2 separate regions of the Homo sapiens genome follow, and region 1 is linked to region 2. Evidence: chromatin loops called from intact Hi-C (ENCODE). Cell type or tissue: heart left ventricle. All regions are shown on one strand. Each heading gives the region's core, and the rest is flanking DNA. Links, peaks and the distances in the headings are about the cores only.

Region 1 (4,398 bases), core at 266-4,265, 140 kb after region 2:
TGTCTTCCCTGTGTCTTCCTGGGAGGCCTTTTAACTTACAGGACTTGAGGGGCATAATATGTAGGTTAGAATATTTTCCAGTTCTGATTTCTGTTTATAAAATGTGTAGTACATAGTTCTGAAGTGAATCCATGTTTTAAAAAACACTCAGGTGATTTGTTTTCTTGACTACAAGAATTGATAAGATACTCCTTTTGTGTCTCAAAGACTGTGTTAATATTTACTTAAGCATCTTTCTTGTATCTAGATATTTCTATAGCAATAGACAGGAATTAATAGACACGTAACTTTAGAAAATACTTTTGGGTGGTAGTCACTTTCCCTTTACCAGTGGCTTATTTTTTGATGTATAGATTATCTCTGTCTTTTTGGTCCCTGAATAAATACATAAATGAATTCAGGAAAAATACGTTGACTGTTCTGTTGCCAGGTGCTACTCTAGTCCTGGAAATACAGCAGTGAACAGAAGAGACAAATTCTTTTCCTTCAAGGAGCTTATACTCAGTCGAGGGAGATTAGCATACATTTATTTGTGGGGTTGTGTTCTCAAGCACCATCAGCAAATGTGTGACTTGTCGTGCATTAAAAGAAACTGGGAAACAATGTATTGCTCTGAAAATAAAAGGCCACAGTCATTGCCCTTGTCCTCCATTAAATACATATAAGAAGCTTTTGTAATTTTGTTTTTAGGAAAGGGAGACACAGTGTGGCTAGTGGTCAGGGTTTTTGCCTCCATTAAATATATATAAGAGGCTTTTGTAATTTGGCTTTTAGGAAAGAGAGACACAATGTGGCTAGTGGTCAGTGGTCAGGGCTCTTGCCTCCATTAAATATATATGAGACTTTGTAATTTGGTTTTTAGAAAAAGAGACACAGTGTGGTCAGTGGTCAGGGTTCTCGCCTGTCAGTTTTCTTTTGGTATTGTCTTCTTTTCACCCTTGAGCTTCAGTCATGTCACTTAGCTGCTTGGAATCTCAGTTTTCCTGATATTTGCCTCTTTCTTTCTTAAAGTAAACATTGCAACTAAAGTGCTGTGAACAGTAAGAAAAGATTTCTAAATCTGAGAAGAGGGTGCTTTATAACCTGGGTTTCATTTGTTAGAATAATGGTAGGCTAGTCTCATGACCCTCGTGCACTGGGATATTTGACCTGCGGGACCTCGGAGATCCCCCTGCTTCCCCCCTCCCCCCTTCCAGCTCTCTCGTGTTCTCTTTGCCTCCTCCAGGTGTTGGTTCTCTCTTAAGAATCCCCAGGATGAATATGACTAAGCATTTCCTCTCGAGTAAAACGTTCTGGCACCTTTCTTCTCCCGGGGGTCATGTTTCTTAGGACATTGACCTGATGCTTGATTCTTTCCTTGTTCCAGCTTAAATTTAAGTGACTAGGTAAAATAGTAGCATGTGAATCCCGTTGATCTCTGGTGGCAGATAGAGTGGTTTTTTGGCTGTCTTAATTCTTTTAAAACTGTCAGTCCCTTTACTGAAGCACCTGCTAAAGATCAGCCTGGTGTAATTTCTATGAAGAGGAGCCTCTCTGTAGGCAAGTATGACAACTTTACCAATGGAAATTGTTAACATTAGGATGAGGCATGCTGCCACATGGATCAGGTGACATTTATGTATGAGAAAAAAAGTATGAGAAAAAAGTATCTGCTCCCCAAAAGAAGTCATTTACTAATTAGAATGATTTATTGTGTTTTTATTTAATAATGTGCCTTTTAATGTTCCTTCTGCCAAGTTTCCACTTACAATTAGAATCTCTTTCTTTTTGTGAAAAGAATACAACTTCTCAGAATGTAAGCAAGCGGCCCATGCAGCAAATGCAGCCCACTGCGCCAAGGAACAGCAATTTGCGTGAATTACCCATAGCGCCGTCACACGTGATAGAAATGAGCAGCAGCCGCTGCTCTGCCACGCCCTCAGCACAAGTGAAACCTATCGTCAGCGCGTCACCACCCTCGCGGGCCGTGGCGGGTTCCAGAAGCTCACAGGGAAAGACGGAAGTGAAAGTCAAGCCAGCTAGCCCTGTGGCTCAACCTAAAGAAGAGGCAAAAACAGAAACAGAGGTAGGACACTGCTCTTATTAACAAATGTTGGTCTCAAACAAGAAGCCTTAGAATCAACTTGGATGTCTTAGTTCACTCTCACTAAGTTATTCACAAAATCTTCCCACTTTTTTCACCTGGGTCTTTTTTTTTTTTTAACCTAACAGCCATGTTTATTAAAAAAACACTTGTATTCTCACTAGTTTACAAGATTAGAGTTTATATATTTGTACAGTTACTGTTCTGTTATACAGAATTGATATATACCGGGGCTTAACAAACTTTTTCTGTAAAGGGCCCAAATATTTTATAAATATTTTAGACTTTATAGTCCAGACTGTCATAATTACCCTTCTCCGCCATTTTAGCACAAAGGCAATTTAAATATAGTTCTTCCATGAATAGATGTGACTGCGTTCCGGTAAAACTTTACTTTATAAAACCAGGTGGTGGACCGGACTCAGCCTGTGGGGTGTCATGTGCTGACACCTGGTGAATCCCGTAGGTTTCTGTGACTTTTCTTGATTTACACTATTAACCTCTAGAAGATAGGACCAATTTTCTTGTTGGTCTTTTAAGATTTCTGGGGGTTTGCTTTGTGTTGAAGTATGATGATATATGTTGTTGCTGTTGTTCCTAATTTTTCAGTAGGCACAGAATGTAGTGAGTGTGAACAATCAATGCAGCTCAGTCTTTACCTGGCTTTAGTTGAGGCCGTCTTCTCCCACAAGCCTCAGTCTCCTCATCTGGTAAAGGAGGGTCGGCCAGGGCGGCCTGTGCAGAAGGCTGGCACCTGGAGGGCGTGTCAGCCTTAGTGAAATGCATGTGGAGTGCTCTGAAGCAGTGCAGCGAGTTAACTTGTCCAATAGCAATGTCATGAAGAATGGCTTTAGAGAAGAATTTAGGCAAGTCATGCTTTCTTAGTTTCATAAAAACCAGTCAACACTGGTTTTACCTTTTAATCAGTTCATTTTTTTCAGTTAGATTTTCTTCTGATATATTATTGTAGCAGTTGTAATGTATTGTTTACCAAATTGGAAGTACAAAGTTGAAATATTAACATACAATGAACTCTTATTAGAACACGAGTGACTTTTGGTTTTAAAATCAATATGTGAAAAAATAATGTAGATTTACAAACTGGATCGGAATAGTTTAGAAAGAAGTCTTTGGTAAAAGTTTTATCATACTTCTAGTGTATATAGCCAGCTCCTAACTCAGTATGTGTAACTGATTTGGTTCAGAAAAATGAAGTCACACATTCATAATAACAGGGCTACCTAATAGGGGAAGTTGCCTTTCAGGCATCCTGCTGGCACATCTGGCGATCACTTCCTTCCATGATAGTTGATTTAGGCGAACTTCTAAAGGATTCTTCCATGGAGTTATTTCAAAAAGATGCCTTGAGTGAAATGGAACCTGTAGGTCACCGTAGTATAAATGGAATGTCTTGATTTATTTTCTTTTAATTTTCTCTCTCTATATAAAGGGGACCAGGATTATATATATTTTTTTACTTTTTAGAAGAAAGATCTTCTATTTGTTTTGCTTAGCTAAATGTGACTTATTTTCGTATGTTCACCCCTCTTGATGATGATATAATAAAGGGTGAATCTGCTTATTTGGAGGTCTTTTCAAGTATTTCAGCTGCTGTTCTGAACATGCTTTAACTCTTCCTTGACTGCATGGGAAATTCCGATGACTAGTAATTATTCCTGTGTTTTGAGGCAGTGGCCCCTTGGGTCCTGTGAATATGTCCCCAGCCGTCTGCTTCCCCGATGCCCATGTCCCTTGTGCCCACTATCCCCCTGGACGCCATGTCTTGCTCTGTATGCCTACCCTTGTAAACAGCCTCTCACCCACCTTCATTTTTGCAGTTTGAAATCTGCCCTAGATGTGATATTAGAGAACAGAGGTGGTCGGAATTGCTTCCAGGACGACAAGTAATCCCTGAGTGAGGGCTGGCACCGGGCACTCAAGCTCCAGGGCACCAGCCGACTCCTCAGCTGTGCTTTTGTCTTAAGTTCCTAATTCTTAAGGTTTATTTAGGGAAAGTAAGATGGTGAAATAGCTGAATTCTAGATAGATTAAATCCTGTTACATTATTTTACACGGAGTCTGTGGATATGGATGATTTTTAAAGAATATTATTACAATTCTTTAAAAATGCTTAACTTTTTATACATTTTCCCTATTGGATGCTTTTTATTGAAAGTTACTGGAGTTTTTCAAAGATTTTTTTGTATCGACTTGAAGAATGGTTTGGAACTTGGAATATTAAAGGCGTTCCTTATATACCATTAATATTCCAATACTGCAATCGGCAACATTTTGATTCTGAGGAGAGTGCATGA
Region 2 (4,398 bases), core at 105-4,104:
TCCCCAGGCCTCCCTCCCTTTCACCTGGTCCCTGTCCCGCTCCACCCGGACACTCACAATTGGCACCAATTTCCTTGATTGCAGAGATGCCTGGGAGCCCCAGAGCAACCTGTACCTGGACCCCAAAAACCACAGAACCTAGGAGGGGGAGCAAAGAAACGATTAATTATCAAAAATAAATTGCACACATTAAAATGATGGTCACAGGAGGGCAGAGAAGTCAAGAATTTAGGCTTTACATTTTAAAACCACAGTTTTCTGACTCCAAAACATCTGGTTTTGCAACTGAGGAACATGGGAAAATGCCTAGTCTCTCTCCAGGGAATCCCACATCCAGCTATTTTATTTGTTTCAAAGCATTTTCATCAGATTTTAAAGATGGTTTACTGCCTGAAGATGAAAGGAATGCTTGTCGGAGTAATTTTTCATAGTTCTGCTCTTTCATCTAACTAGATCAAGAAACTAAGCAGGTGTTTAGGAAAACGGCTGCATTTTGTACCTGTGGGAGCTTCAAAAAGCAATGGAGATGCAAAACGGTTCTAAAATTATCCAGACACATTTTGCATCTAGAAATATGTGCATATTCATTTACCTTCAAATTCCTAAAATGATGCCTTCTGAAGTTGCCACAGTTTTCCCTTCTGTTTGCAGTGTTGATGCCTCATCTCCAGAAGGTGGGGAACGTTTTGTTTTGGTTTGGTTTTGGTTTTTTTAGACGGAGTCTCGCTCTGTCACCCAGGCTGGAGTGCAGTGGCGCGATCTCGGCTCACTGCAACCTCTGCCTCCCAGGTTCAAGTGATTCTCCCACCTCAGCCTCCCAAGTAGCTGGGACTACAGGCACATGTCACCACGCCCAGCTAATATGTTGTATTTTTAGTAGAGACGGGGTTTCACCGTTTTAGCCAGGATGGTCTCCATCTCCTGACCTCATGATTGGCCTCCCGCCTTGGCCTCCCAAAGTGCTGGGATTACAGGCATGAGCCATCTGCCTGACCTGGAAGGTGAGGAATGTTCTTTTTGCTGCCCAAAGCAGGCAGGATTCCTGAGACTTACTCATCGGCCAAAAATATTCCTCAACTGCAAATCTCTTAAAGGCCACCTGGATCACCTTAGTCCCAAGCCTCACCCAACTGGACACATCACACAAGCATCTACCAACAGGGTGTCTAGCTTTGGAGTTCTTCCGAACCACAGCAGCAAGCTCATGAATGCCTCCTCAGCACTGAGCAGCTGGGGGGTGTCTGTGCTGAACATCCTGTGTCTCCGTGTCCCATCCAAGCTGTCTGGGGTTGGCCCCTATGAGAAGGGCTCCTCACTCATTAAAAACACGTAAACATGGCAATGTGGGGTGGAGAGTGACAGCCCAGGCCTACGTTGAGGTTTGGTTCCCAAAGCTCATTTTGATTTTGTTTTCTTTCCTAATAGCCATTTGATGGACTGAGAGCTCCTAATGAGAACACAAACTTAGACTAAATAAACTACTAAGTTGAGAACTTGGATCTACAAGCAGGCATATCTTTCTAAACTGTGAATCATTAACTGGGTCTCAGACTGGCCTTGCCAAGTGTACTGCATTTTTGAAGTGGCCTAAATGGGCTTGTTCTGCTCCCATAGATCAGTCCTCATGCTTTCCCAGCAGGAAATTGATTGTGAAAGAAAATCTTCTGACTAGAAAGGAAAAGAAAAATGTGCATCTTTCATCAAATACTAAAAGGTATTTGATGATTCATATTTCAGTTTGAAACTGACTTGCAGATGCGTCTCCTTTTACTTTCACCATTTAACCCATGCAAAATTTGCATCTAAGAATAATAAAGATTGATAAGATCTTGCATTTCAAAGTAGGTTTAAGATACTGGTGTTTCTGCACCCCCCAAAATGAATGATGTTATGAACAATGTGTTAACCCAATTATTTTAAGTGAATAAAAGATATTTGAAAGAAATAGGAAGCATATTTTCCCAAACAGAAGAATTCCTTTGTAATGCAATTAATCAAGTGCTACTTTTAAGTTATTCACCTTATGAATTCGAGTTTTGAAAATCTGATTTTTCTAAAGCAGAATATACCTACCCAGCCTGGTTTGAATTTCCTATCCCCTGCCCCTGATTTCCCTTTGAACAGACGAAACAAAGAAAGTCTGCAACCTTCAATGCGATGGCTTCCCGAAGGAGTTCCAGTTACTCAAGCATTCTCTAAAATCCTATACCAACTCTGCTGTTCAAGGACCTTTTATATAACGTCAACAAGATCTCTAGCTTTTCCTTATCATCATCACCACCATCACCATCACCAGCTCCACCACCATCAAAGTTGTTGCAGAGCCAATATGGGAGCATCAAACTGCAAATCTGGATTGTTCCGGAGCATTTGTTCAATTTTGAGTGAATTAACAGGCCATATTTAACAACATATGCTCATATTACATATTCTCCAGAAATATAAAACAGGCTTAAACCCTCAGTCATCATTTCAGCCCCATATTCTAAAACTGGTCCTTTCTCAGGAGCCGTTCACACGCAGTGCCGAGGACGGCCAGCAGATGGCAGCACCAAGGCTCAGAAAGAGCAGAAACCAAGCGGGAGCTCAAGGAGCGTTCAATGCCCACCGTGATATCGTCAGGACACCTAAGAAAGGCAAATGATGTTCTCTCTTCGTTATTTTCTTTCTAAACACATTTGACAACCCACCTTTTATTAACACGTCTGCATCCTCTGAGACAATGCTTTTGCACCACCACGCTCCTGCAGCGCAAGGTCTCAATCAGGGATTAAGAAAGCTAAGATCCTATATAAAGAATATTTATGGCTTAATTGTCTTGAAAGCTTGGCATGGTAATTGAAGAATTCAAAGGTCAAAAAATCTACTTTGTCTTTCTTATTTTTCAGAAAATCAAGAAGCCAACAACGCCAAGATTGATGGAAATACATTTTCCTTGTCTCTTCCGCACGTTATACTAAGTGGTAATGTCAAACTGCCAGGACTTTCTGATGTTTTCTCTCTAAAGGTGAATATGCCTGAGTGTGCCCCGATAGAGATGCTCACTTATAAGTAAAAGGAAAAGCAGAGAAATCGCAAAATAGGTCATCACAAAGGATAGTAAACATTGGAAAAAATGTTTAACCTCAATAGCAATCAAATCCAAAAAAAAAAAAAACCCACCGAGATGTCATGATTCACTATCAAATTATTGCACATCAAAATGTATTAATAATGAGTCCTACATGAGAGAAAATAAATTGATCCAAACTTTCTGGAGGGAATTGGAGCCAGAGACTCAGGAGCTTTAAAAATATTCATAGTCTTTGACTTATTAGCAACCGTCTTGGGACTCTAACCCAAGAAAAAAATCTAAAATCCAAAATATGGAGTCAAGATTTTTCACTCCAACAGTACGTGTAACAGTAAAACACAGGACACATTCTAAATATTGCAACAGAATAGTAACTCAATTATAAAGTATTTATATGACTGCTTATGTTTAGTCAATAAAATAATGCCCATACATACTTTCAGAGCTAAGCATCTGAAAGGATATAGGCAAGCTGTCTCTACATAGTAGGATTAATGATATTTCATGCTATTCTTTTGCTCATCTATGTTTTTAAGTTTTATGCAACAAACTTGTTTTAGGAGGAAGAAAACCATTAAAAGAGACTTCATTTAAAAAACCAATTTACTGACAGTGTATGAGCAAGTATTTCTAATAAAGTATTAAGTGGATAAAAGGGAGATACAAATTCTATGTACAGTGTGGTCTGAACTATGTGAAACATACACTGTACATAAAAGAGGGAGATAAACTGAAAGAGGTTCTCACTTATGGCTGGGCTCTGGGTAATTTTATTACTTTCTCCATTTTATGTTTTCTACAATGAGCCTACATTACATTTTATATCAGAAAATAATAATTTTAATCAAAATTTGAACTGTGATCCATAATAAAAATTAACTCAAAATAGATCATTCATACTTAAATGTAAAACGTAAAATCATAAAACTTCTTGAAGGAAACATAGAAGAAAGTCTTGGCAACCTTGGGTTAGACAAAGATTACTCAGGACACTAAAAATACAACCCACACAAGAAATTGAAAAACTGGACTTCATCGGAATTTAAAACTTCTGCTTTTTTGAAAGACACTTAGGAATATGAACAGACAAGCCAGGGACTGGAAGGAAATAATTTGCAAAGCACAGAACTGATAAGGACTTGTATTCACTTTATAAAAAGAATCGTCAAAACTTGATCATAAGAAAAACCAATTTAAAAAATGGGCAGAAGGTTCAAACAGACATGTCACCAAAGAGGGTATATTATATGGAGGGCAATGGCGCTCCTGGAAGAGCTCAATACCCCAGTCACCATTTGGGAAAAGCAAATTGAGCCATAATGAAA

The links. Hi-C counts contacts between places; a loop is a spot of excess contacts. Peaks named below come from ENCODE experiments on the same cell type or tissue, not always from the same donor. Only the 100,000 strongest peaks of a DNase experiment are listed, where the experiment ranks them.
Region 1: it touches region 2 in a loop (10-fold over the local background); 92 of 110 quality-filtered maps call a loop at or near these places.

The regions. Positions count from the first base shown.
Region 1 is chr7:155,740,042-155,744,439 of GRCh38, forward strand. RBM33 (RNA binding motif protein 33) reads left to right here. Exons shown (of 18, transcript NM_053043.3): 13 at 1,778-2,065. Among named protein-coding and RNA genes, the nearest start is that of SHH, 70 kb to the right of the region's middle. RefSeq lists enhancers at 1,403-2,602, 1,962-2,111. In heart left ventricle, for the core only: no CTCF peak of the experiment used is centred there; a DNase peak (open chromatin) is centred at 1,919.
Region 2 is chr7:155,596,382-155,600,779 of GRCh38, forward strand. No RefSeq gene overlaps it. Among named protein-coding and RNA genes, the nearest start is that of RBM33-DT, 46 kb to the right of the region's middle. RefSeq lists a silencer at 2,434-2,728. In heart left ventricle, for the core only: CTCF peaks have their summits at 2,533 (motif pointing right) and 2,736; a DNase peak (open chromatin) is centred at 2,550; H3K27me3 peaks cover 547 bases.